Linked DNA regions of Homo sapiens: regions 2, 3, 4, 5, 6 and 7 are each linked to region 1. A link is a loop called in an ENCODE intact Hi-C map of the cell type or tissue named here. Cell type or tissue: PC-3. All regions are shown on one strand. Region 1 holds the start of LOC102723730 (a long non-coding RNA gene). Region 2 has its middle 40 kb from the start of TMEM18-DT. Region 3 has its middle 16 kb from the start of LINC01875. Region 4 overlaps SNTG2 (syntrophin gamma 2). Region 5 overlaps SH3YL1 (SH3 and SYLF domain containing 1). Region 6 has its middle 26 kb from the start of PXDN. Region 7 overlaps SNTG2 (syntrophin gamma 2).

Evidence for each region. Peaks named below come from ENCODE experiments on the same cell type or tissue, not always from the same donor. Only the 100,000 strongest peaks of a DNase experiment are listed, where the experiment ranks them.
Region 2: a loop joins it to region 1, with 8 times the contacts of the local background. A loop is called at or near these places in 3 of 110 quality-filtered maps.
Region 3: it touches region 1 in a loop (11-fold over the local background); 11 of 110 quality-filtered maps call a loop at or near these places.
Region 4: a loop joins it to region 1, with 9 times the contacts of the local background. A loop is called at or near these places in 9 of 110 quality-filtered maps.
Region 5: a loop joins it to region 1, with 14 times the contacts of the local background. A loop is called at or near these places in 11 of 110 quality-filtered maps.
Region 6: it touches region 1 in a loop (6-fold over the local background); 16 of 110 quality-filtered maps call a loop at or near these places.
Region 7: it touches region 1 in a loop (3-fold over the local background); 7 of 110 quality-filtered maps call a loop at or near these places.

Annotation. Positions count from the first base shown.
Region 1 is chr2:1,549,301-1,553,300 of GRCh38, reverse strand. All of the region lies in intron 4 of LALTOP (lung cancer associated lncRNA targeting TOP2A), which reads left to right. LOC102723730 (a long non-coding RNA gene) reads right to left here and starts at 1,371. Exons shown (of 3, transcript NR_168373.1): 1 at 747-1,371; 2 at 444-563. RefSeq lists a silencer at 2,382-2,491. In PC-3, CTCF peaks have their summits at 2,202 and 2,405 (motif pointing right); no DNase peak of the experiment used is centred here.
Region 2 is chr2:635,130-639,129 of GRCh38, reverse strand. No RefSeq gene overlaps it. Among named protein-coding and RNA genes, the nearest start is that of TMEM18-DT, 40 kb to the left of the region's middle. In PC-3, a CTCF peak has its summit at 1,948 (motif pointing right); DNase peaks (open chromatin) are centred at 1,149 and 1,979; H3K27ac peaks cover 1,166 bases.
Region 3 is chr2:527,525-531,524 of GRCh38, reverse strand. No RefSeq gene overlaps it. Among named protein-coding and RNA genes, the nearest start is that of LINC01875, 16 kb to the left of the region's middle. RefSeq lists enhancers at 3,165-3,686, 3,687-4,000. In PC-3, a CTCF peak has its summit at 1,906 (motif pointing left); a DNase peak (open chromatin) is centred at 1,964.
Region 4 is chr2:1,145,962-1,149,961 of GRCh38, reverse strand. All of the region lies in intron 6 of SNTG2 (syntrophin gamma 2), which reads right to left. Among named protein-coding and RNA genes, the nearest start is that of SNTG2-AS1, 200 kb to the right of the region's middle. In PC-3, no CTCF peak of the experiment used is centred here; no DNase peak of the experiment used is centred here; H3K27me3 peaks cover 1,394 bases.
Region 5 is chr2:244,977-248,976 of GRCh38, reverse strand. SH3YL1 (SH3 and SYLF domain containing 1) reads left to right here. Exons shown (of 10, transcript NM_015677.4): 4 at 1,375-1,439. Among named protein-coding and RNA genes, the nearest start is that of SH3YL1, 17 kb to the left of the region's middle. In PC-3, CTCF peaks have their summits at 2,101 and 2,301 (motif pointing left); no DNase peak of the experiment used is centred here.
Region 6 is chr2:1,768,241-1,772,240 of GRCh38, reverse strand. No RefSeq gene overlaps it. Among named protein-coding and RNA genes, the nearest start is that of PXDN, 26 kb to the right of the region's middle. In PC-3, CTCF peaks have their summits at 2,112 and 2,313 (motif pointing right); a DNase peak (open chromatin) is centred at 2,320.
Region 7 is chr2:1,244,179-1,248,178 of GRCh38, reverse strand. It overlaps SNTG2 (syntrophin gamma 2), which reads right to left. Exons shown (of 17, transcript NM_018968.4): 12 at 736-852. Among named protein-coding and RNA genes, the nearest start is that of TPO, 170 kb to the left of the region's middle. In PC-3, a CTCF peak has its summit at 1,732 (motif pointing left); no DNase peak of the experiment used is centred here; H3K27me3 peaks cover 3,206 bases.

The DNA of each region.
Region 1 (4,000 bases):
AGGTAAGGCCCAGAAGGGAAGGACAGTGTACCTCCTAACTGAAAAAGGCCCTGAATGATAGCCACGTGTCATGTTAATAAACAATGAAGATGCTTTTATGAGAAAGGCTGCATTACAGGCTCGTATAGCCTTAGACAGACTCACTGCAGCCCCAGAGGGAACCTGCACCATCACAAAGACTGAACGTCATGTCCCTAACCCAGATGAATCAGATAATGTCCCTAAATTAATTACCGATATGAAAACCCAATAACAAAACTTTCAGATCCAAAACCTCTCCACACAGTTGGTTAAGCAGCTGGTTTAGGTCTTGGGGAACTTGGCAGAAGCAGCTGTTAATCAATCGTTGGTTGGGTTCTGGCCTGTTTTGTCTTCCCTGCTCTGGCATTGGTGTGCAATGGAGTCAGTTCACAACTGAAGATACTAAAATAATCGTCACTCACAGAATCCCATTAACGGACAATGCAGCTGTGTAGCCTGACCAAGGTCACCACGTCACTTCCTTCATGTGGCTCCAGGTTCGGCCTATGCCCCGTCAGTTCTGTACAGCTTGGCACATGGCCCTAGACATGGGAGACAACGTCCTAGGAGTGAACCTTCCTAAGTATCTGGGGCTAAGCCCCTAAACATACAGAGATTCCCAAACCATCTGCATTCAGCTACTAAGCTTTCTTCAAAAGGATCATGTTGATGTTGAAAAGGGGAGATGTGAAATTAATCCAAACTGAAAGCTGTTGGAACCGTACCTGATTTTGAGCCTTGAGAGGAACGTGGCTGTGGGGCCTGCGTCGCATGGTGTGAAGCTGCACCTTCTGCTTCTTTATTCTGGGTCAAATCTCTTCCTCATTCTTGTCCTGTAATGATTAGGAAAGACTGAATGGTACCAGAGGTGAGACCGCCTCAAGACCATTACCCTTCCTTATGGGATGTTAAAACAAGCTTCCTTAGTGTAGCGAGCTGTGACCAATCAAGTCAAATCGCTATAACCTATGTCTTGATCTTGTTGGAAAATGCTGCAACCTGTTAAACCTCTGCCTCTGACTATGTAAATGAGACTTTAACTTTCCATTTTGAGAGTCTGTGTTTCCTATGTGACTATCCTCCAACTTCGTGTTCAAATAAACTCCACACTTCATCATATTTTTGGATTCTAAGTATTTAAGCTTGAAAATTGCAAAGACACATTATCATGTTTATGCGCTGTCAGCATTCTATGGAAGTTTAGTGCAATTAAAATCGGGAAAAGGGTCAGGTGCAGTGGCTCACACCTGTAATCCCAGCACATTGGGAGGCCGAGGTGGGCAGATCACCTGAGGCCAGGAGTTAGAGACCAGCTTGGCCAACATGGTGAAACCTCATCTTACTAAAAATACAAAAATTAGCTGGTATGGTGACAGACACCTGTAATCCCAGCTACTAGGGAGGCTGAGGCAGGAGAATAGCTTGAACCTGGGAGGCAGAGGTTGCAGTGAGCCGAGATCGTGCCACTGTACTCCAGTCTGGGCGACAGAGTGAGACTCCATCTCAAAAAGAAAAAAAAATTGAAAAGACTTTTTTGTTTCAGTGTACATTACAACCACTCAAATTAGTTATGGGTATACTTTTCTTGCCTTTTTTTCACAGTTTCTGCAGGAGGTGGGCTGCCTTGTGCTGGTCAGGATGTCAAGCACCTTTGGGACTCTGCCCATTAAACCACAGGGGATTTCCTCATTATTGCGACAATTCCATCCCCAGAAATATCCCACGTGCCTGAGGTGGCGGCCATCTCTTCGTAGGGAGACTGTCGGAGCTTCCTTTTAAACAGACTCTGCCCTGTCTCTGTGAAGACGTTCAGGTGCTGAGCACACGGAGGGCGGTGGGTGGGGGGACATGAGACTGTAGGCAGCTCTCTAGAGCCCCTTTCACACGTGGGTCGTCACCCACCGACTTTCGGATCTCTGGGAGTGGGAACTGCACAGGCTGGGATGTTGTTTGGGGTCATTGCACCGAGAAGTGTTCCATGTGCAATGTGGTTAGAATCTTGTCACCCTAGGAATGGAAGGTCTTCAAGACCATGGTATCCAACCCCTCCATCATGCAGATAGGGGACCTCAGGCCCTCAGGGCGATAAGAAGGAATCAGGCTTTCGAAGGTTAAGGAAGTGTCAAGTGCAAAACTCGGTCTCTGGAGCCCTGAGGTGGAGCCTCACCCTCACCCTGGCCCCGGCGTCCTCAGCCTGTGGGCGCCCAACTGCTCTGACGCAGCAACTGGCACGACCACCAGCCCCAGGGAGCAGCAGCGAGTTTCCAGGGTTAGGAATCACCCGGGAGACAGTAATTCAGACTCCCAGGCTCCACAGAAACCTGCAGGGACCTCGGGGAAAGGGAGCTTCGTCCTAAGGCTCCGCTTTGGGGAGAGGCTGGGCGGCCACTAGGTGGCGCTGCGGAGCCGCGTCTTCGGCCGCAGGTGCCCGCGCTTGGGAGCGGGAAGCCAGGCTGGGTCATGCCGGTGCTGTCACTGCAGGAGGCAGAGACCCCACATCCCGCAAAGACGGAGGGGCTGGATTCCACCAGCAGCTGAGCCCATCTCTCCGCCCTTAAAAATCAAACCACATCTTAGGACAATATCAGGCTTGCGAACGAAGCGTCCAGGGGTGGCCCACGTGGGAAGGAGGGTGAGGCCGTGGGCCCCCTCGGTCCAACCTCACAGCCTCTCTGCTCTCCCCACTTTCGAGGCAGATTTCTGGGAATTTGGGAGTTCAGAGGGAGGAGAAATAAGTCGTTTGTCAGCAGCCTGCTCCCTGATCTCCAAGGTCCCTAGAAGGACAGGCGCTCCTCACACGGCCAAGCCTGGCCCGGTCCAGGTCTCTCCATCCAGCAGCCCTGCGCTCTGTCTCTCCCTGTACACTTTCCTCCCTGCCTCCCTCCCTCCATTTCTCCCTTCCTTCCTTCCCTCCCCGCACAGGATCTGCCATTCCTTAGCTGTGAAATGCGGGCACAGGGCCTGTGATTGATTGCACTCTGGGTGACAGCAGTAGCAGTACCCTCAGGCAGGTCAGTTGACTCAACAGAACCAGGTCAAAGTCCCCCAGCCCACGGGTCCAGCTCAGTCAGCCTCTGCTGGTCTACAGGAGCCCAGCCCTGGAGCAGGGACACCTTTGCACCAACAGTGCTGCATGAGATGGGCTGGGGTGAGCCCCCAAAGCCAGGGCCTGATGGAGGCCTGCAGACCCAGCAGGAGAAGCCCTGCTGTCAGCTGCAGAAGAGAAGAGGCAGGTGTCTGGAGAGGGGGCGGGCGGTGTCCTATGGCAGGTGGAACTTGTCCCTATTTACGTGGCTGGGGTGGGGCCACAGCACAAAATGGATGTCCTGAAAAATTCGAACCAATCTGGAAAATGTGCATCCACCTCTGCACTATGCCTGTTCTGCACCATATGCCTGTTCTCTGCCTCCCTCTGGGCCAAGGCTTACCTGCCCTGCAGCCTCAGGAATGTCAGTCTGGTTTCCGAGAGAGGGACCTAGAAGCCACTGAGTAACTGTGACTGGAGGGACCTAGAAGCCACTGAGTAACTGTTACTGGCAGGCACTGTACTCATCTTTCTCCTTGGATTATCTCATGAAACTTCTCAATGGGAGCCATCAAAGCTTGGCCCCTCTGCTTTTCTCCTTGGGGTGGTCACTTTTATGCTCTCCCTGGAGCGCCTGTTAAGTATGAATCACTGCTCTAGGAAAAGAGCTGCCAGGCAGAAGGGCAGACTTGCACAGCCACTGGCTGCAGCTGCTCCGGGATCCAGTTACTTACCAGGACTGAGGACTGGAGGTACTCTGCAGACAGGTGCTGGCCCCGGGGACTGGGCTCAGCCTGGGATGAAACTCGCTCCTGTAGAGACCAAGGGTGGGTGAGGGCAGGAGGGAGGGGTGTGGGGCCAGTCCATCCCGGAGACAGTTTCCTTCTCCTTACCCATTGCAAGGCTCGTGGTGGACACCCCTGCACCCAAAGTCACACTGACAGGAGGGCATGG
Region 2 (4,000 bases), 910 kb after region 1:
TGCCTCCTGTCAGATCAGCAGCGGCACTGGATTCTCACAGGAGAATCCAGTGAGAGCCCTGTTGTGAAAAGTGCATGAGAGGGATCTAGGTTGTGCACTCCTTATGAGAATCTAATGCCTGATGATCTGAGCTGGAACTGTTTTATCCAGAAACCATTCCCCTCAACTCTGGTCCATGGAAAAACTGTCTTCCACAAAACCAGTCCCTGGTTCCAAGAAGGTTGGGGACTGCTGCTACACTATATTTTTAGCATTATTTTAGAATGTACCCCTTCTACTTAAAAAAAAAAACTGGTTAACAGTCAAACAGTCTGCGGCAGACCCTTCGGGGAGGATTCCAGAAGAAGGCATTAGAGATGACAGCGCCATGTGTGTTACTGCCCCTGAGGACCTTCCAGGGAACAAGATGTGGAGGGTTAGGGTTAGGATAGTGATGTTGACGATCCTGACCCTGTGTAGGCCTAGGTTAATGTGTGTGTTTGTGTCTCAGATTTTAACAAAAAAGGTTAAAAAAAGTAAAAGTAAAAATAAAATTAAAAAAGCTTATAGAACAAGGATATAAAGAAAGAAAATATTTTTGTACATCTGTACAATGTGTTTGTGTTTTAAGCCAAGTGTTATTACAAAGAGTCAAAAAGATTAAAAACTTAAAAGTTTATAAAGTAAAAAGTTATTTCATTAAGGTTAAGCTAAGCTTAATTTATTATTGAGAAAAGAGAAATATTTGCGATGAACTGAGTGTTGCCTAAGTGTACAGTGTATATAAAGTCAACAGTAGTGGACAGAAATGTCTGAGAGTCTAGGCCTTCACAGACACTCACCACTCACTCACCAACACCCAGAGCAACAACTTCCATCCTGCAAGCTCCTTTCGTGGTAAGTGCCCTATACAGGTGCACCATGTTTATCTTTTATACCATATTTTTACTGCACCTCTTCTACGTGTAGCTATGTTTAGATACACACTCTCCACTGTGTTACAGCTCCCTGCAGTTCCAGCACAGCCATCTGCTGTACAGGTTCGTAGCCTAGGAGCACGAGGCTACACCTTATGGCTGAGGTGTGTCATAGGCTGTAACTTCTAGACTCTGTTCACATATACCCTATGATGTTTTGATGTTTGCACAATGACAAAATTGCCTAACAATGCATTTCTCAGAATGTACCCCCAGCGTTAAGCAATGCATGACTGTACACATAAAACCTATACAACCAGGAATCAAGTGGCCAAGGCTAGAAGCACATGTGTCCAGCCATGCGTAGAAGCAACACAGAGTTTCTACTGACACCGAACTTCACTTGAGTTTCGAGGCCCTGCAAAAGGATGGTCAAGAAGCTCCACCCTCCACGTTCCAGAAATGGTTCCCTGCGAAGATCACCTTCCTCGCAGGTCGTAGAGGAGACCCAGGGGTCCTCTTTCTACCCGGGCAGGCCAAGCTCAGACCTTCCAAATTCCCTGTTCTTGTCTCACAAGTAACTGACCACGGTGGACGAGACACCCACAGTGACGGAGCCATCCAGTGCTCCGTACAGGGAGTAGCAAGCCCTGGCCTGCTTCTCCAAGCGTCTGCTAACCCCAGCCTAAGACCCCTCCCGCTGACCATCTCGCCCATCCTCCCCCATAGGGCGTCGCTCTGGCGGTGGTCATTCCTTCTCATATCAGAGAAGCACATGTCTTCCTGAGTGGGAGACGCTTCGGGGTCTCCTGGCTGGAACCTCTCCCTGTTGAGAGAACCCTTCCTTACCTGAGTTCAGATGTGTTATTTTATTGGACACAGCACCACCTAGATATGTCCTATTTATCTGCAAGGCAAGTGCAAGAAAACCTGCTAAGATAATATGTGTGATGCAATCTGCATATTGCAATGTTTTAGTTTTTTCCCATTTTATAGTCAATAACTTGGGCTTCATTTTCCGTTCTCTAAAATGAGGGCTGAGAAGAGTTAGGCAGCATGTCAGCGCTAGGTGGCGCCCGAGGATTTTTCTTTTAACAAATGATCCCAAATGTTCTGGAATTCGCGGTTCTTCCCGCCCAAAGCGCCGCCGCGTCCAAGGGCGGTTACCACACCGCGTGCCAGGGCGCGTCTTCCCTCCCGTGGGCCTCGCAGCGGTCCGGGCAGGTGGCTGAGGGTGGCCCGTGTTCGTCTTTCCCAGCTTTGTGGAGGTGTAGCTGGGCCTGTGGGCACACGGACGCCCTCCCGATTGCGCTGATGGGCCCGGGGACGGTCCCTGTGTCCCTGGAGCTGACAGAGCCGCCATGCGCGGCCGAGGACTCTGCGGATTCACCCTGTTCCAGGCTGCGCCGACTCCGCTCGCTTCACGTGTGCTGTTTCCTCACAAGTCGGGCCGGACGCGGATACACCCGCCTCCGTAGGCCTGAGCGAGCCTGAGCCCCTGGGCGCGCCGGGTCCCCGCCGAGGAAACGTCCCATGTGGAGACACGAGGCTGCTGTGGACGCGCCTCCTCCCTCTTCCCCGGCGCGGCTCCCCCGCACTGGCGCTGTGGACTCGGTGCGGCTCCTCCGCAGCGACAAAATGGAGTCATCAGGCCACGCTGCTGCGATGGAACCCGAGGCCTGCGGGGCCGGCAGAGCCCGCGGCGTGTTGGCCCTGCTCCTCAGAGGGGCCGGTGAGGGGCCTGTCTCCCCGGGGTGGGCCGGAGCCAGGATGACCGAGCATCGCAGCCGCGTGGACGGACCCGGGGTCAGGGCCCCGGCTGGACGGTGAATCCGGGCGCCTGGAGCAGCGCAGACCCCACGGGCCTGTGGGGTTGCTGGACCTTTTAACCGCGTCCCGGGCCGGGGGTCCACATCCCAGTTCCGACTGCAGCGCCACCTGCGTCCCGGCCTTGGGGGCCACCGTTTCCCTCCTGGGACGGACGGCGCCATCCCTCCGCCTCGGCTCCAACAGCTGGGGACGGCGGGGAAAGTGGCAGCCAGCGGCGTCCGGGGCCACCTGGGACCGGGCTTGTCACCTCGCATTCCAGAAAACACAAAGCCCTGAGCGCCGGGGGACTTTCTCTAAAAACACAGTTGGCCACGCCTCACTGAGTAATTCGTGCTTCTTCATTTTAACAAGACGGATCATTCGTACACCAGCCAGACCTCACTCCAGCCCTAAAAGTAACCGTAACTGTAAAAAATATCCAACAAAGCTAGATGTGAAAACTGGTATGAACTGTTAAAACAAGCATAATTTTATTTGGCTTAATTGCTAAATACACTTATATGTATTGCATAATATGCTCGATATTATACAAATATGTTTACTGAAGAGATAGCAAATGTCATATGCCAAGGCCAAATCAATTGGGGACATGAGGTATTATTGTCCATGTTAACTTTTTAAGCAAAATATATTCACCTTCAGCTAAAATTTTCATTTAAAAAAGTTAAAGATACCGTCAATAAGAGGATTATAAAGCTCTTTTGACTCATGAGTAATGAAAAGCAACCTCAACATATAAAAGGAATTTTAGCCATTGTGAAATAATATAATATATATTTAAAGCTGTGATTTTTTTAAATCAGCTTTCCTGCAATAGCATATTTAATGTGTCAATGATAGATATTTAAGGTAGCAGAATTAAAATATTAGTAATATGGACGTAATCATGCTTAAAATCTTAATGTTTTAAGACATTTTTCATCAAAATAGGTAACCTCAGTACTTTGCAATTATAAACAATGAGGTGTATAGTATGTACTTTGTTATTATTGTAATAAATGTTAGCTAAAGGATAAACCTTACTTATCTTCCCACCTAATATATTACTCATGAATTGAACTTTCAAGCAAGGGTGGCAGAAAATAAAACAGAAGAGGCGAATGTTAGCTTCCTGCAATCCCATGTGTGTGGGAAATGTGCGTCTAGCGGCAGGCTGTGATTACTGCTTAATGAAGGCTGATATAAACCTCACCCCATGCCTGCCGGAAACAGATTCATTCACACGATGCTCCAGCCTGGGACCAAGGCACGCAGTGCACAAGCAGCAAGGTTGG
Region 3 (4,000 bases), 1.0 Mb after region 1:
GGAAATTTACTCATTTCTTTTTTCTAGTGCATGTATGGTTTTGCTTTTTTACATTTAGTTTCCTAATACATTTGTAGTTTATTCTTGTGTATGGCATAAAATAAAGATCCAAGTTTACCTTTGTCCAAATGGAAAATTAGTTTTCCAGTACATTTATTAAGAACTCCATCTTTGTTTCAGTGATAAGAGATAGGATCTTTATTGTACACTAAATTTTTGTATTTTGGGGTCTATTTCTGGAAATTTATTTCATCCCACTGTTCTATTTTCTATCTATGTACCTGTACCACACTATGTAAATCATAGAGGTTGCATGGCATGTTTTAATGTCTGGTAGAACTAATCCATTTCCACCACTACCACCATGAGTGACTTTTTTGGTTTTTCAGTGTTTCTCTGGCTTGTCTCATGTTTGTTTCTTCATATGAAATAGATTTTTACAGAGGCCTGCAAAATACTCTCTGACGGTTTATTTTTTAATAATTTCATTTCAATACTTATTTCTCTTTGTGCATGTGTATCTGTACATCTACATCTATATCTGTATCTATGTCTATAGCTCACTTCGTATGTGTATGTCCTTTATTCTTGTTTGAGTTAGGTAGTGATTTGTGTATTTTGTTCATTTGAAAAATACGGAATTATTATTTATTAATGAAGGCTACTACTTTTCTAATTTCTACTTTATTCATTTTTTATCTATATTATTTCTTCATTTGAGCTTTCTTTGTTTACTTTGCTGTCTTTTTTAAACATTTGAGCTGATAATTTAATTCATTTTATTGTTTTATTTGTATTGAAAAAACATTAAGAACTATGGATTTTCCTCTGATTGCTGCTTTAAATATATCCCATATAGTATGATTTTTTGAGAAATTAAATACTTTCATATGTATTCATTAATTTCCCATCTTTGTCCCTAGCTTTGTTGTAATCTTAGCTTTCTAATTAGATATGTAAACAATACACCATTGGCCATTGATTGACGTTTTTACAAATATTTGTTGGTGAATGAAGGTTATCCTTTAGTATGTTATTCAAGAAATTCCAAAGTATACAGAATTCCCTAAGTTCTTGTATGTTTAAAACTTGAAGAAAGTCTTGGCTGAATATAATTTTTTTGCTTTACATTTTCTTTTTTATTTTAATTATGCTTCATTATTATCTTACACATTATTATGCCATGTAAATTATTTGATCTTTTGACCTGAAGGCTTTGAAGACTTTTTTCCTTGAGATCTAAGAGTTTTGTTGGGATGTATTGTTGTTGATCTATCTGGGTCAATTTTTCCTATTAATCTAGTGTATCTTTAAATACATAGACTAATAGCTTCTTTTATTTTGGGAAGGTTTTCTCAGATTATAATTTTAAATATTCGTTATATTAAATAGCTTTGTTGTTTTTGCCTTCATGGATTCCAATTATATGTATGTTGTTTCAACCTTTTCTCCATAATCATTTTCGCTTCTTCATTTTCTCATTTTCATTGTATTTCCCTACATTTATTCAATACATCTTGGTAAATTTTCATTTTAGGCTATTTTCCATGGTGCACTTTACTTTGCTTTCTATTTCTGAGATAACTTTGTTTTCAGCATTTTCATCCTGTGTTCAATCAACTGTCATTTCATACTCATTGTGGTTTTTCCTCTTTTTTTTTCATTTTTGTTTTACAGTGTCTAGATGTTTTCATATCTCACAAATAATTGTTTAAGGATAATTAATGTAGTTTGAAATATTAGGTTAAAATTTTATTCTGCTTCATGTTTCTTTTGGGGGTTTGAAGAGCAAACTGAATATTGTTTTTGGACTACTAATTTTAATGTAGTAGCTTTATTGAAATTAACATATTTTTAAAATTAATTTTATAGATTTGAGGGTGGTTTATAAGATTCCTAGTTCAATAGCACCCTCTTCTGTTCATGCAGTTAAGCATGGTTTCATTAATGGATTTCTGCTGCTCCTACTGCTGGTGGTAGAGGGAGGGCTTGTGTTCTCTTTGACCACGTGGGACTTGAAACGTTGATTTTTTTTCTTCCCCTATATCAGCTCCCAAAGAGTGCCTCTCCCTTAGTGCTTTTGCTTTCTTCTCCCCCACAAGCAATGCATTTTGAAGACTGCCCTTCAAATTATACTCACCTTAAGGTTCTTCCACTGCAGTCACTTCTTTAAAATATCAGAATACCTTTTCATTATTTTCACATTTAGGATGATTTTTCTCTTTAGGACTGTGATTTTAAATCAATCTTTAGCCTGATGCTAGCTTCGTTCTTCTTTCTTCTCTGTAGTTGTTTGTAAGCCCCTTTGCTCACTGCAAAGACTCTTGGAAGAAGCATACAAAAATCTTCCTTTAAAAAATTTTTTTTCTTACTTAGAAGTGACTTTAAGTTTGAGATAATTCTGTGTCCAGTATGTTGAGTGTTTCCTTTTCTTTTTAGATTCATATTATTGTTTTGTATTTTTGGAGATTATTTGTGAAGGTGTAGATTTCAGAAACTACCATTATTCCTGTTAAATATTTTAACAAAACAATATTTTGCTTTTTAAATAAAATATTTAAAATTTTTATTAATTTTAAGAAAATTTCAAAGATCAGAACACACACTTTATTAAAGAAGAAATACAAATAAATAAACGTGAAAAACATTGTTCCATATTATCAGTAATCTTAGGTAGCAGATTAAAACAATGATAGACCATGAAACATTTGTAAAGTCATTAAAAATGCATTGCCAGTGTTGGCCTAACACTGTTGGTCTCAGGCACTCCTAAGTATGATAACTGGAAGTCTCAGTATATGGTATGAATGTCAAAGATGTTCTTATATTTCATTTTAGCCATTTAACTTCCAGAAATTTATTGTGATCAAATAATAAACAATGAACACAATATTTATCTGTAATGGTGTTCTGAAGAACTGTTTATTGGCCAGAGTTGGAAATAAGAGTTGGTTAAATAAATCATGGTTCATATAATGCAAACTATGTACAGATCATGTTTAGAAAAATATTTAGGTATGATAAATATTAATCATAGTCTGTTAATAAAAAGCGTACAAAACAGTGTGCATACAAGCATTCCGTTTTTCTTTAAAAATTGTGTGTGTGTGCATGTAGAAGAAAACAAAATATTACCAATAATTTTATCATGCTTGTACTATTACTGTTGGGTTTTGTTTCATTTTTCTTTGTACTTTTAAGTTTGGCATATACATTTTTCAATGAAAATGCATAATTTTTAAAACAGAAACATGAATGAAAAACAGAAAACTTTCTAAATTCACTAGTTCTGAACAAAGAATTCATATAATTGTGACTTAATAGCACTCCTAGGTTATCCTATAAAATTAACTCATGTGTCTCTGTTATCTACTGTAAAAATTAAAGGAATCTCATATTAATTTATTGATGCCAGAATATGTATAAGACAAATATTTCACATGTTTATCTACTTTTAAAGATATATATAAAATTATTGATATAGATGGATTCTAGGAAGTGTTTTATAAGAAACAACAAAATACCTATCACTACTGAAATGCTTTGGTCTGCATCTGTGCAGCGCGGCCTTTTTCCACGTCCCTCAGTGTCGTGGCTCTAAGGTCATCAGGCTCTGAGGGCCAGGTCTGTCTGCTCACACCAGTGCCACATTCAGCACCACTGCCGGTTCCTCCAGCCCTGCGGTGCCTTTCTTTGTCCCCTTTGACCAGGGCTCCCAGCTGCCTCCCGGTCAATTGCGCTTGAATCAGGGGGCTCCTACCCACCTGCTGAGCTCCTAACACCTGTGCAGCCTGAACCACACGCTTTCAGTCTTAACCCTCCCTGCCCTGTCCTCCCTCCCTTCTAAATCCCCACGGTGTGGCCTCCAGGCTGCACTTCAGGCTCGGAACTCTGACTTGACGTTAGCAAGAAGCTATTGGGGATGTTTCTCCATGGGCCCAAGTCGACCCAACATTTATCTAATTCACCTGGGCTGTGCAGTGCCATCAGGTCTCCTGAG
Region 4 (4,000 bases), 400 kb after region 1:
AATTCCAGCACTTTGGGAGGCCGAGGCGGGTGGATCACAAGGTCAGGAGATTGAGACCATCCTGGCTAACATGGTGAAACCCCGTCTCTACTAAAAATACAAAAAAATTAGCCAGGCGCGGTGGCGGGAGCCTGTAGTCCCAGCTACTCGGGAGCCTGAGGCAGGAGCATGGCGTGAACCCGGGAGGCGGAGCTTGCAGTGAGCCAAGATTGCACCACTGCACTCCAGCCTGGGCAACAGAGCCAGATTCCATTTGAAAAAAAAAAAAAAAAAAAAAAAAAAAAAAAAACGCTAATCAACTTCATCAATCTGTTGAGGGTGGGTAGGAATAATGTTACCACCTGAACCTAGAAAAGACATGGTGGATAGATTTTTCCAAACCACTGCTGCTCATAGATTCTTGCAGGGAAAAGCACATTAGGACTTGAGTTTACAGATTAACCCACAGAGGTCTTGGTAATTTTGTAATATGCTCATGGACGAAAATAAGCGGCAAAACCCTGAGTAGAGTTTTAATCTTCCGATGCTGTTGCTTCCTTTCTCCTGTGTGTATTCACAACTGTCCTTTTTTCTAATCCTATTCACAATCCTTGGCCACTTTCAGTATCTCTTCCTTTGTACAATGAAAAGACAAACTTAGCTCAGCTATGGGGCAATTCCCAGAGCTGCAACCTCCACACAATCTCATTGACAAACTCTCACCCTCCCCACCTGTAAGCCTCACTGCTCCCCGTGTGTGTGTGTCTCTCTCTCACACACACACACACACGTCCGACAAGAAGAACATGTATGTTTTAATTTCAATCTAACTGCCAACTTGCCCAGCGACCCCTGGTGTATGAACCATGGAATCCAGAATTTACTTTGCTTTCCAAACTCATGTCCACAAGACTCGTTTTAAATACCTTCCAGGGAATAATTTTGTAACCCTGGGGTACACTCCATGGTACCTGACAACAGTCACTGTTTGTTATTTTTAGGGAAAGGGGCGATGCACAGAAGCATCAAGCAGCTGTGAAACCTCGAGACTCCTGTCCCTTTCATCTGCAGAGGGTGTACCTGCCAGGCTGTGACACCAGGGCAGGAGGCACCTGCAGAGGGTGGGCCCAGCAGGAAGGCGCCTCCTCCCTTCCCTCCACCTTCACCTTCTCTCCTCACTTCCTTGTTTCCATTCCTTCACTCTTGAAAGCCCCTCTATGTGGGTCCGGCTTGGAAGAACATCCAAAGGGCCTCAAGAGAGCAACCCCTCCACATGTTCACTCTCATTTCATGCTGGCTTCATCATCTGGGTGATCACACAAGGAGCGGGGGGAACCCTTTCCAAACCACAGGTGCATCCCGCCCCGGGAGCTCAGGCTTAGTGTCAGGTAACACAGTAACACACAGGTCAGTAGTGAGGGCAATAGCAAGCTGGCATCTTCAGCATGAAGAGCTCACAGGCAGGTCCTTAGCTGACTCCTGCTCAGCCTGGTGCTGGGCCTAACACAAAACACACACAGCAGCAGCACAGCAGCCCCGCAGCCTCCCCAGCTCTGGGTTCCCACTTCTGTGAAGCATGCACCTGGGCTGCCCTGGGAACACGAGGTGATGTCGCCTTCATGTCCCTGGCAAACATGAAAAGCTGCCAGGCCCTCTCTTCTCCATGTGAGAAATAAGGAGTGGGCCAGGCCCTCTCTTCTCCATGTGGGAAATAAGGAGTGGGACCAACCAGGAAATCACTAAGGCCATTCCGTATTTCACAGTTTTCCAACACTTTCATTTGGAATGACAGAGCCTCACAATGTTTCTGCTCTCACTGATCTGACCCTCTTGCAGGGCCCCCTGAAATTGTACCAGCTCCTGGGATTGATTTTCCAGCAGTGAGTACTGCTCCATCTAGAGGAAGCCAACAAGGAGCCAGAAAAATGCAACCACCAGCTCATTCATTCCAGCACCCTCTCTTCCAGACAAGGTTACTACTTCGGTCCTTATAATGCAAAAACAGATGAATTCTTCAAGTAATTGGCTCTCTTCTTTTAAAATCACATTCAGACCTCTATTGCTTCAACTGCCTCTGAAAATTGCATATACTTAAAATTAATGGTTATTAGCAGCAATGTTTTCGGAATAATATTTGTGAAGATAATTACTTTCACATGGAACAATCATGTCTGGGCAACACCGCATTTCATGCCACACAACTGTAGCTAGTCATTAGCCTCACTCTGTTGACTATCAAAGATTTCCTTCCCTGTGTGGAATCACTGACATCATTATCTGCAGATTTTCTTGGTGACTCTTACCCCCCATACTTGGGTATTTGTCAGGGTTCTCTAGAGGTACAGAACTAATAGGATAGATGTACATAGTAAGGGGAGTTTATTAAGGAGTATTAACTCACACAATCACAAGGTCCCACAATAGGCCATCTGCATGCTGAGGAGCAAGGAAGCCAGTCTGAGTTCCAAAGCTGAAGAACTTGAAGTCTGATGTTCAAGGGCAGGAAGCATCCAGCATGGGAGAAAGATGTAGGCTGGGAGGCTAGGCCAATCTAGGCTTTTCACATTTTTCTGCCTGCTTTATATTCTGGCTATGCTGGCAGCTGATGAGATGGTGCTCACCCAAATTAAGAGTGAGTCTGCCTTTCCCAGCCCACTGACTCAAATATTAATCTCCTTTGGCAACACCCTCACAGACACACTGAGGATCAATAATTTGCATCCTTCAATCCAATCAAGTTGACACTCAGTATTAACCATCACAAGCCCAACCCTTGTCAATTTGAATCCATATACATCTCCTGAGATCAAAAATAGTCCTCAAATATAGACAATAATGAGGTTATAATTATACCTAACATAATACAACTATCCTTTGTACAACTGGAAATACACCAATCCCCAACTCAAATGCTATTATATAAAGTTAACAATACTTAAATGCTGATATGAAGTCAATAAATCTTATGTCACATGATAAAGGAGAAAGGAAATAAAGTGAAGACATTTTCTTAGTACAAGTGTATACATGCACAAACATGCTTTTAACAAAAGGAGGAGGAAATACTCATGACAATTACAGTTCTCATTTCTGCAGCTGGTCCCGTGGTCCTCCATTTTTAGGGAGGGTGTAAGGTCTATGTCTAGATTCATTTTTGTACATGTAGATGTCCATTTGTTGAAGACTGCCTTTTCCCCATTATAATGTTTTTGCTCTTCTGTGAAAGAGAAGTTGACTATATTTATGTGGTTCTATTTCTGGGCTATTACATTCCATTAATCTATTTGTCTATTCTTGCACCAATACCACACTGTCTTGATTAAATTAGCTTTATAGTAAGTCTTATAATCAGGAAGTGTCAAGCCTCAAACTTTGTTCTACTTCAATACTGCATTGGCTATTCTAGTCTTTCCATCTCCATATAAACTTTAGACTCAATTTGTCAATATCCACAAAACTTTTTGCTAGAATTTTGGTTGATATCATATTGAATCTACAGATCAAGTTGGAGAGAACTGAAATCTTAACAATATTGAGTCTCCCTATTCATGAACATAGACTATCTTCTTCATTAATTTTTTTCTATGATTTCTTTCATCAATTTTGTAGTTCACCTCATTTAAACATTATACATATTTTGTTATATTTACACCTAAGTAATTTATTTCTTTTAGTGCTAATGTAAATGGTATTGTGCTTTTTAAATTTCAAAGTCCAGTTTTTCATTTCTGGTACCAAGCAAGGCAATTAAATTGTATATAATAAATAACCTTGCATTCCACATCCAAGGACTTTCAGTATGGTGTTGAAAAGAACTGATGAGAAGAGACATCCTTGTATTGTTCCTGATCTTGGTGGGAAATCATCTAGTTTCTCACCATTATCTATGATGTTAGCTGTGGGATTTTTTGCAGTTAATCTTTATCGAGTTAAGGAGGTCCTTCTCTACTGTTAGCTTACTGAGAGTTTATATCATAAATGGATGTTGGGTTTTGTGGAATGCTTTTCCTGCATCCATTTA
Region 5 (4,000 bases), 1.3 Mb after region 1:
ATTTGTGAAATATATGGCCTTGAAATAGCAGTCAGCAGATTCACCATTTCTTACCAAGGTATCCCCGCAGTCAACAAAAACCTCTTCCTTATTATGTGGATCAGTTTTCATAGCTCAATGTGTGGCTTTGAAAATGAGAAGAAAATAATTCTCTTTTTCTCAAGCATTATCCAAATTTCCATGAGCAGACTTCTCAGCAGTAAAACCAAACAAAGTAGAGGCACATTCCAAGGGAGCCCATTGTCAGATGGGACTCAGAGTCTGTGAGAAAGTCCCTGCATGTCTCAGGTCCCCAACTGCTCCATTGATGGGGTGACTTGCTGACCAAGGGTAGGGACAGTCAATACCAAGCCCTGGGCTCCTCTCAGAGCCCCAGCAAACCTTTCTACTGGTTTTAAAACCTACATTTCTCTCCCTTCTTCCTGAGCTGCAGCTGCTGACTCTGCTGAGAGTAATTTAAAAACTGTCCAAATAAGACACAACATGTTCCCCAGGATCCTGGCCAAGACCAGCCATCTTAACACAGGGACAGTTCCTAACATAGGGAACGAAAAATTATCAGACACTAATTTCTGTAAGCCAAACTTCTCTAAGCCTGGGTAGGATAGTTCTGGATATATTTCAGCAATATTCTAGTATCTAGCATGCATGGTAGCAACCATTTTCAAAAAGTGCTTTGGCCAGACCATCCCCCCACCAAATTGAAAATACATTTTTCTAGACTTGTTTAACATGAGTTTCTATATCAAGAAAAATAAGCATATAGTAATCCTAAAATGTGCCGTATCATGGCAAATGGAATTACTGTACTTAGTTTCTAAATGTGATTTATCTTGTTAGAATTTTAATAACCTTGAATTTATAGCCTATTTATTCTGCTTAAGCACGAGAGGTGTTAAAACAGTTTTTGCCCTCAGAAATTTACAATGGAAACAATTATTATGTTACCGTTAGATAATCAACTCTCTCGAATCCTTCTGATCTCTTAAATCTGTGACAAAATTCTAGCTGAAGACTAGACCTACAGCTAAGTTGTTCTATAAAAATATTGACAGTTGAAGTTACCAAGTGCTCTGTATGGCTAATGGTTAGGGAACCAGTAGTTGGTGGTCTTATGCATGTTGGTAGAGAAAGATTAGAGGACATGGGCTTGTGAGGCTATGAGACTCATAATGAATATCTAATACTTTAAAAATATTTTTAACTTTTTAAAAATTACATATTCTTTTTGAAGATCACTTTAAAATCAGGGGAAATACCAAGTCTCATTATTTTCAATAGAAGCACTCTTTAGATTTTAGCATTTTTCCTTCCTATATTTACATGTCGAGGGTGTTTTAATGTTAGGATAACGTTCGTTTGTTTTTTTATTAGAATGGTCTGCACCCTCAGCCATTGGGATAGCTGGCCTTGGTGGAGGATTTGAAATAGGAATTGAGGTAAGTAGCTTGTGCACGTCCATACAACTGCCATATCCTCTGAAGACACCTAAGATGCAACCTGTGAAAACTGAGAGGTTTCCTAGCGTTCTTATTGTTACCATTGGCACTTAGGAAAAATTGTTTCCTTTATTTTCTCGATGAATGTCTAACTAAAGCTATCTGATGGTTCCCATTTACTTTCCTTTTCTTTCCTTAGTAGTAGGATTTCTTTCATTCGCCATTTTATCTGCTTCTGTCTCATGCACATTTGTATAACAGGCACATCCCAACACCTGGCCAGCTGTCATTGGCAGTTTATGGACTGCTCATGGCAAAGCCACTGTTCTCCTTCAGTGGGCATTGAAATTACGTGGGCAGTGCATCATCATTTGTGGCAAAATCCAGTTTTGTAACATATGATATTCAAATCCCTCCACATTCTTTAAGTAAAGAAGAACTTCACGTTATTTCAGTTTATAATGTTGCTCCTGGGATTGTGGCGTCTGTCGGGCAGACATGCACACTCACAGAGGCCTCCTACACGGGGATCCTCTTAGGGCTGATGCTCATCTTCAGTCTGTCGTTTTGCAAGGGCCTGGAAATTGAATCTCCTGGTATGCTCAACTCATTTTCTTCTCAAATTTCAGTCCATTTCTTCCTAAGCTATCCTTTGTAGATTTGCCCTGTTGACATAGTTGTAAATTCCCTCAGCCTTATTAGGAGGAAGTATTTCTAACTCTTTTTTCATCTTTATTCAATCTTTCTTACTCACTGCTGTATAAATTTGTAGTATAAAAGGAACATATTTTAGTTTTGCTTATCATGACTGCATTTTTGTACCATGTGCAACCAAATCAAAGCTTTCAAAAATATCGCCCTCTGGTGGAAAGTGCATTTTCATCAGTGATTGTGGCTTCCCTCCCCTTCCTCCTCCCTTCCCTCCCTCCCCTCTCTTCCCCTTTCCCCACCTCCACCCAGTCCCCTGGCCCTCCTTGTAGAAGGGCCTTTTTCTCTCAATAGATCATGCTGCTAAACTGTGCTAAGTCACAACCTGTTCTTCCCACAACCCTCTGGCTCCTTGTGAGGCTGGGGGCATGCTTTGAGCATTTATTTCAAAAATGATGAGAGACTCAGAAATGATGTCTGTATTAAATTTCAATATATTAGAGACCAAAAATTGAGAGTTTCCATGGTAATTCTTTGAAAATTTTGGACTTTTAGCCATAGGGCACATTAGAAGCCCTGAAAAACAAGAGCAAGTAAAATGTAGTCCCTTCATCCAGTAAATGAAATAGAAAGACTTTAAGCATTTTATAGACTGATACATAGTATTTTTTTTCTTTTTTCTCTTTTTTTTTTTGAGATGGAGTTTCACTCTTGTTACCCAGGCTGGAGTGCAATGGCATGGACTCAGCTCACTGCAACCTCCACCTCCCAGTTTCAAGCGATTCTCCTGCCTCAGCCTCCCGAGTAGCTGGGACTACAGGCGTGCACCACCACACCCAGCTAATTTTGTATTTTTAGTAGAGATGGGGTTTCACCATGTTGGTCAGGCTGGTCTGAAACTCCTGACCTCAGGTGATCCGCCCACCTCGGCCTCCTAAAGTGCTGGGATTACAGGCATGAGCCACCGTGCTGGGCCTTAGACTGATACACAGTATTATTTTATTTTTATTTTTATTTTTTTTTAGTTGTGATGATTCAATAGTTTATTGTTTTGTTAACAATTCTCAAGACTGGTGCGCTGCACAGTGGAATTGCTGTTCATATTTTTGACAAAATAAGACCATCCTGGGCCATGGGGTGACTACTTTACACATAAATAATCAATCTTCTCCTCTCAAACCAGTATTATTTTTAAAAGACAATACGAGACAGTGGTGAGCTGTAAGAGAGAAGACTGGGTCAGACCATTCTGGCTCCAATTCTGACCTGGGTGCTTCCAGTCTGTGATGTTAGGAAGTAGCTTTTCTTCTCCACACCTCAGCTTCTACATCTGCAAAACACAGTTAAAGATAGCCTTATATGAGTCTCTGGGCTTATATTGATGATTAAATATGGATTTATACAGTAAAAGCCCTTGAAATGACACAAAATATAATTTTATTTTTAATATCTTCTTCATCTTTGCAGCTTATTTAGGCTTGCCATTTACAGAAACTTTTTATTGCAAAGCCTGTCTTCATGACAGTATGGAAATTAACTATGGAATTTCATTTAAATAACATAACTATTAACTTTTAAATGTCAATTTCAAACAGAGATAAGAAGCATCTCCTAGGGATTGGAGACATGAGTTTTAAACTTCTTAACCATGATCTGACTTTGCTTCTCAGAGCCCCACAGATAAGTCTCTGCGTGTAATTGTGAGTGTGCAGTGATGTCACAGCAGTCGGCTATTTTTCAATGTTAACAGAAAGCACTGTTTGCTCTCCATGAAGCACTCTCTGATTCTGTCTGAGCCTCCATCCTAACAGAGCACTCCCGCCTGCTGTCTTAATGAGGGAGGGAGTCAGAACGGGAGCATGGGGTATCCAGAGTGGTTCCCTCAGGCTGTTCTCATCACAGCAGATCTGGTG
Region 6 (4,000 bases), 220 kb before region 1:
AAGAGCCCAGGAGCCTGACACTCACAGAGGCTGGGGGCCAGCCATTCACTTAGGCCTCTTTACATGCACTGCCCTTGGCTCCAACGTCAGGCCCTTGGGATCCTGGTGACACCGAGCACCCCTCTGTCAGGTGCCCTCTATGGTCCCCACTTGTGGTTCATCCCAGAACATTCCTCAGGGGCAGCAAGAAGGGAGGGTCCAGTGCATTCCACCCAAGACCAGAGTTCCACCAGTACAAGGGAGGGTCTAGTGTGTTCCACCCAATACCAGAGTTGTACCCAGTGCTAGGGAGGGTCCAGTGCATTCCACCTGAGACCAGAGTTCCACTGCTGCTGTAGAAAGGACCAGAGGCAGGAGGTGCCTCGTGTGAACAGTGGCCACCCTCTTCCTGCAGATTCTATCCAGGGGCCTCTGGGGTGCAGCCTGGGAACATGCACCCTAACCAGCTCCCAGTGCCAGGACAAATACAGTGAGAGGCTGCATTCTTATTACTGAAGATAAGATCCTTCCTCTTTCCCTTTCCCTACAGATATTCTTTCTTTCTTTCTTTTTCTAATGTATGTAAATCTGTTTAATGGCTACAGAAGCCTCTGGCCAGATTCAGGTATCCAGAAAGTTTTCTCAAGGACCCAAGAGCCATCTCCTTGAAAAGTCACCACCAAGGAAGACCACGTCCCTCTCCCTGTTTTCCGGGAGGAGGAGGGCCCAGCTTGTCCCCTGACTCCAAACTGCACAACCTCTGACCCCAGCTGTGGGAAAATGAGAGACTTCTTTCTGTCTTTGCCGTCTGCTCTTGGTTGCTGCTGCTGCTTTCCGCACTTTGGCTGAATGAGTTTTCTGAAACTCAGTTGTTGCCGTTCCCTTCCACATTTGTGGAGAGGTTTGTGAGGCGTGGGTTGGGAGGAGGTGTGTTTCCCGTGACACCTCGCCAACTCGAACTTTAGCACCTTAGCTAGAAGCCCCTATGGTGATGCCAAGCCTGGCCTGGCGCTGCGTCTGTGTGTGTGAGCCCATTAGATGAATTCATGGGGGCCTCCATGGTGATGCCAAGCCTGGCCTGGCACTGCGTCTGTGCTTGTGAACCCATTAGATGTACTCACAGGGTGCTCTGGTACTGTTGGGGCTTCAGTTCACTCGGACCCCACATGGCTCCCTCCCGGTCACACACATCACACAGAGACACAGAGATTAGGGAACCAGCCTCACAGCGCCCAGCTTTGAGTGGTGGATGCAGGATCTGACCTGGCACCCTCCCCCTAAGCAGCTGTGGTCACTGTGACCGCAGCCTCAGTGAGTAGCGTGGCCACCCCAGCCCTGCCTCTGGGACCTCCGGGGCTGAGCGGCGGCTGCCGTCCGAGACCCCCACCAGGCCACCTTCACCAGCACCTTGTCCTCATTGGAACGACTTTGGGCCTCAGACTTGAACTTGAGATGCCCAAAGAAATCTCACTTGTTCGAACTCCACACCAGGTGTCTACCCGCCTCTCCCACCTATTCCTCGAGACCAGGCCCCACAGCCTTCCCCTCTGCCTGGCCTCCTGAGGTGCTGGTTTCCTAGAACATTCTAGCCAGAAGGGCATGCTCACTTCCCCCAGTGGTTTCCAGAGGGGGCTGGGGAGTCTGGGCAGAGGGGAAGAAGAGGGGCCTGGACGGTGGGACACCCAGGCCCCACGCACAAGTGCAAATAAGAAAAATGTGCACTCTCATAAATACAGAATAGAAAAAAATGGTATTCTTGATGTGTGCCTTTCATGTTTTAAAAATTTTGCTTGAATTTATTCACCAATTTTTCTACATTGACCACTCATTCCTGTTCTGGGGAAAAATATTCATAAGCATTGATTTCAAAGGACAGGAAGCTCTGGCCTTGTCTGTACATGAGTGACAGCCATGATCGCTTTAGGGTTGCAGGAGCCCAGACCCAACTCCCACCTGCATACTCTCCAAGAGGGTGGGAAAGCGTGGTCCCCTCTGGCTTTCTTGACAGAAGAAACTGGGTTTGCGGGCAGCAGAGGTGGAAGGAAAGAGCCTGGCAGCGAGTGAGGAGAGTTGTTTCCTCAGCCATTCCCAGCCCTGGCTGTGTTCAGATGCTCAGGGATTAACCCTCACCTCAAAGACACACGCAAGAGCTCGCCCACTTCTCCTGGTCAGACCCACCCAAGAGACACACATCTCACTGGACGGGGTTTCTAGAAGCACAGCTGTTTCCCGCTGTGGCTCTCCAGCGTAGTACCCACCTTACATGAACTATTTCCCTATGGACGTGGGCAAGGTCCACCTTGGGCACCTGGGACTAAGAAGAGGATCACCACCAGGGGGCAGCATCTCACCAGGCACTCACCTGAGCTCTCCTGAGCAGGCCTTTTAGCAGAGAAAGAGCCAGGGTTGCAGCTTCCAAGTCAACCTCGGGAGGGTCAGGAGTCCCACGTGTTTAGCATTGGGGTTTTAAGAGGGAAAGTAGAATAAATTCCTCTGGGCATCTCAACAAATCAGCCCAAGCCAACCAGGTTTTGTAAGAGCAGTCGTGTGAAACATCAACGAAGATTAGGTTAGAATTAATGCAGGTATGAACTTCAGCTCAAAATAATGTAATATTTTAATAGTTTTTTCCCCATTTATTTCTTGGCCCTCAAATCTAGAACCTTTAACTCCCTTTAGGACTCCCAGTGCTATTGATTTCCAACTCCAGTTAGCCAAGATCCCTCACGGGAAGCAACAGAAGCGCCAATCTTTGCCTCAAAATCCACGAAGGGAGATTGGATATGTGCCCAAGGATGTCATGCTGACACAAAACCCCATTTTGGGAGCCTGTAAAAGAGCGAGGATGGGGATTCCTCAGGTTCAGTGGAAATGGAAATGGGGTTCATGGATGGGTCCTGAGTCTTTTTCTTTTTTGAGACAAGGTTTTGCTCTGTCACCCAGGCTGGCTTACGGCAGCGTGATCATAGTTCACTGCAGCCTCTACCTCCTGGGCTCAAGCAGTCCTCCTTCCTCAGCCTCTCAAGTAGCTGAGACCACAGGTGCACACACTGTGCCTAGCTAATTATTATTATTATTAATTATTACTATTTTGAGACGGAGTCTTTCTCTGTCACCCAGGCTGGAGTGCAGTGGCATGATCTCAGCTCACTCAAGCTCCACCTCCCAGGTTCACGCCATTCTCCTGCCTCAGCCTCCTGAGTAGCTGGGACTACAGGCCCCCGCCACCACATCTGGCTAATTTTTTTGTATTTTTAGTAGAGACGGGGTTTCACCGTGTTAGCCAGGATGGTCTTGATCTCCTGACCTCGTGATCCGCCCGCCTCGGCCTCCCAAAGTGCTGGGATTACAGGCGTGAGCCACCGAGCCCGGCCATGCCTAGCTAATTTTTTAACTGTTTTGTAGAGATGGGGTCTCACTCCGTCACCCAGGCTGGAGGGCAATGGCACAGTTTCATAGCTCACTGCAGCCTCAGCCTCCTAGTCTCAAGCAATCCTTCTGCCTCAGCCTTCTGAGTAGCTGGGAGCACAGGTGTGCACCTCCATGCTCAGTTAATTTGTTTTTAAATTTTATGTAGAGGCAGGGTCCCATTATGCTGCCCAGGCTGGTCTGGAACTCCTGACCTCAAGCAATCCTCCCACCCTGGCCTCCCAAAGTGCTAGAATTACAGGTGTGAGCCACTGTGCCCGCCCACCCTGGGCCTTGAAGAATGGGTAGAGCTGCAGAGGGAGCAGCATGAAATAGGAGCATGTCAGCGGTGCTGGCAGATCAGTCACCCAAACTCAAGCCCTCCTGGAAGGGGAAGCAGGCCCAGGCTGTGGAACCGCGGAGAGCCGGATTTGAATCTAGGCACCGCCATTTACCAGCTGCGCCACCTTGGAAGGCTGGTCAACTTTCTCTGGGTTTCCATTTACGTCGTGTGCCAAACACAGGTCATTAGACACGCACAAGGATCATCGAAGAGATTGCCAAATAAGCTCCCTACGCTCTACTCACACCAGCTGCTCACACGGGGACAGCC
Region 7 (4,000 bases), 310 kb after region 1:
TTGATGTCTGGAGGTAAAACTTGGTTTTATCTTTTCATTTCCTTTTAATGGAAAAAAGTCCCATGAACACTGCACGTGACATGCATCCAAAACGTGTAGGTACCTGAAGCTCTCAGGTTTTTAGTTTGCTTGCAGTTCTGATGGTCAGACTCTCAAAAGTAAAGCTGTTTAAATTGATAAACTTCTAGACATTACACATTACATTCAGTCAGTTTGGGGAGAATGGTACCGGTGGGCACTGGAAAATGAAATTGCAGAACGATAGCATTCAGCCATAAATTTATATTATGGACCCCACTAAAGCAGGCTGCTTATTTTTTAAATAAAACTTGGGAGACATCCGGGAATAAAAGCTTTTAAAATTTAGAAATTGGAAACGTCTAAAAAGAGGGTTGTATTTTGTATGTTTCTTGGCTTCTTCAACTACATAATTGATCCTCTAAGACACAGAGCCTCTGCATCCCACCTCCAAACCAGCTGGAATTTGAGGAAGGAATAAGCTCTACAATATCTTAATGGCTATTTGAACTAAAGAAAGAAATGGGTTAATTTATAAATTTGGAGCAAGAAATAAGCAATCTACAAGCAGAATCCTTTCCAACCATGCAGAAACAGCAAACGGCAGGACCAAGCACTCTGTCTGTCCTCCTCCAAACACCAGATGTAGCTTTCCCCCTCCTACAGGAATAGCCCTCCCAGCAGCCCCTCCCTGTGGAGTGTCAAAAGCATCCTTACCGGAGGAGTGCTGAAAACGTAGAAGGACGGGCCCTTCAGTGCTAGGAACTTGGGTCTGAAGGTTTGAGAGGAGTCAGCTCCTTGGAGTTTCTCATTTACCCACCCCATATGCACAACCTGCAGAGGGGTGAAAATTACAAACCAAGCCTTAATGAGGGCATACTGTCACAGCAGCAGAGTTAAGCACATGAGCAAGCCATGATCCCATCAGGTCAACACACCCAGAATCAGGAGACGGGAGAAACGTGGAGATGTCCAAGTTTCCAAATCAAGTTCACACAATAGGAATGAATCACATCTTGAATTAAAAATTCAGTTTTGCATTGAACCAGGTTTTATATATGAGCACTTTCAGTTTTGGCCAATGGACTTCTCAGCTGCCTTAGAGTTGTTGGTTTATCTTTTAAAACGACTGTATTGAATTATATTCTATTAGAAGGTAGTATTTCAGATTTTTCTATGAGGTAGTAAAAACAGCTAATTATATTTTTCATTCCTATAGTGAACATAGAAGTTGGCATATGTGGAAAAATAATTGTTTCTCTTTATGGTTCAACTTCTTAACAACAATGAAATAATGTAAAATATTAGATTCTTACAATGAGCAGTGAATATTTTGAGCCGTATGATATAAAATCCAACCTATCAAAATCAGAATATGATTCAAAAACATTTAAATAATAATCCAATTTAAGAATTCAGTGAATTCAATCTAATATTAAAGAAAAATCCATGTTATCTAAAATTTTAATGTGACATATTTTGTAGCAAGTACCAGGAGTAATTTCATTATAATTCTTTCATTTTCTCATTCTATTTCAAGGAAAACCTATTAACATATGCTTAGCATTAAAAACTTAAAAAAATAAAAATAAGTTATCACAGAGATCCCAACCACTTTACCAAATGACACTGACCGATGAGCTATTAAAAGTTGAGAACCAGCTGGGACCTGGACACCCCTCAAGTGTGCAAGCCCCATGCACCCACGAAGTGCCCTCTGCTGGAGCCGCCCAGGTAAGTCCCGTCACAGCCGGCGCCAGCTCCAGGATGGGCGCATCCTGTTTCTGATATTTACTTGATAAACCACTGAAGGTCTTCACTCTTAAGCTGGAGAGACTTCCTGGGAAGTCGAGATGCTAGAGGACAGAATCAGATTTCTACAAACGGTATTTCTAGCAATGGGAAAGAAAATTAGGAGCACTGTCTTGTAGGGCGGGGACGCGTAGCCGAACAGCTATCATCATGGTTTTCAGTGTTGAATACGAATCCCCTGATGCATTAAACGTTTTAGTTTTGTCTTTCTTGACTGTTCTGGATTTAGAAGGCTTTTCAAAGTAACCCAAATATTTCACTGGATCATGAACTTCCAAGTTCCTAGTGGGTTATACTTACGTCCCATGGAGGCTCAGGAACCACATAGATGTGGTATGGGGTTAATGTTGCAGTAACACAGGACGACTTTATTTCCCCGAGACCCTCCCCAGCAAAGCACATTTAACATTGCCAAGGCTCTCTTTTTCCATCATGAAACGGGTAGAATTCTAGATCTCACGTGAGAATTACGGGAATTTCACAGTGTCCCATAGGAATCCCTCATAAGGCACTAGCTGGGGGCAAATGCCAGGGACATTCATACCTGGAAAAGCCACTGATGTGTAATTTACTCCTCCAGTGTCTGAATTTGAAACCAAATACACAGATTATTTTAAAATACCTAATAGATTTTTTCCTTTTTTGTCTGGTTGGGTCACATACTTATATTTTTGTTGGTTATAACACTAGCATTTATACTCTGTAAATCATAAAAGCCTCCATTTAAAAATGCATCTTTTTCTAGCAAATTTAGCAGATGCTTGATGTTTCCATAATTAACATGAATTCAATGCGTGATTAATTCCAGCTCACTACTGCACAAGTGCAGTGATTTGTACAGTTTAAGATAGGATTCATTTGAAGCATAGTTACTAAAAACAATTGCAAACACAGTGGCTTCCACACAGTCATGAAAAGAATATTATGCAGGCAGTTTGTTCAGCAAGAAAAGAGTTCACATTCCAGGAAGACCAGGCACATGGCCCTGAGCAGGCTGCCCAGGTCATCTTACGCACATTTGAGTGCCTTGCTAAAGCTCTTGAGGAGGACTTATTTCTTTTTTTTTTCCTTTTTTTTTATTATTATACTTTAAGTTTTAGGGTACATGTGCACAATGTGCAGGTTACATATGTATACATGTGCCATGTTGGTGTGCTGCACCCACTAACGTGTCATCTAGCATTAGGTATATCTCCCAATGCTATCCCTCCCCCCTCCCCCCACCCGACAACAGTCCCCAGAGTGTGATGTTCCCCTTCCTGTGTCCATGTGTTCTCATTGTTCAATTCCCATCTATGAGTGAGAACATGCGGTGTTTGGTTTTTTGTCCTTGCGATAGTTTACTGAGAATGTTGATTTCCAGTTTCATCCATGTCCCTACAAAGGACATGAACTCATCATTTTTTATGGCCTTATTAGGCGAGGTTTCACAAACAATGATGACCATATCTTCAAATCTAAATCTTCGGAGCAGCTGGCTGCTGGATAACTGCAGCAGGCAAAAACAAGCTTATTGTATTTGTCAGGATGGCTGAGTGGAAGACCTTTCTTTTACTGATTAGCATCAAAGTGTGGAACCAGAATTTCTAGAAAATGTAGGAAATTGCCTGAGTTCTAAATTATTGCAAACTGTTTTTTTTTTTTTTTTTTTTTGAGATGGAGTCTCGCTCTGTCACCCAGGCTGGAGTGCAGTGGTGCAATCTTGGCTCACTGCAAGCTCTGCCTCCCAGGTTCACGCCATTCTCCTGCCTCAGCCTCCCGAGTAGCTGGGACCAGAGGCGCCCGCCACCACGCCCTGCTAATTTTTTGTATTTTTAGTAGAGACAGGGTTTCACCGTGTTAGCCAGGATGGTCTCAATCTCCTGCCCTCGTGATCCGCCAGCCTCGGCCTCCCAAAGTGCTGGGATTACAGGCGTGAGCCCCCGCGCCCGGCCTGCAAACTTTTAAGAATCAGCAACAAGCACAAAAAGTCTGGTTTGACCCCATATTTATTACGAGGAGTCACACCAATATCCTCGTCAAATCACAAAGTTAGTAAGAGGGAGGAGTAGAGAATAATCACATCCAGAAAAAAGAACGAAACAAAAAACGAGCGAATGGCGAACACATCCCCTTCTGCAGGTCCCTGCCAACGTGGTCTGAGAGTCTTTAAAATTCACGAAACAAATAC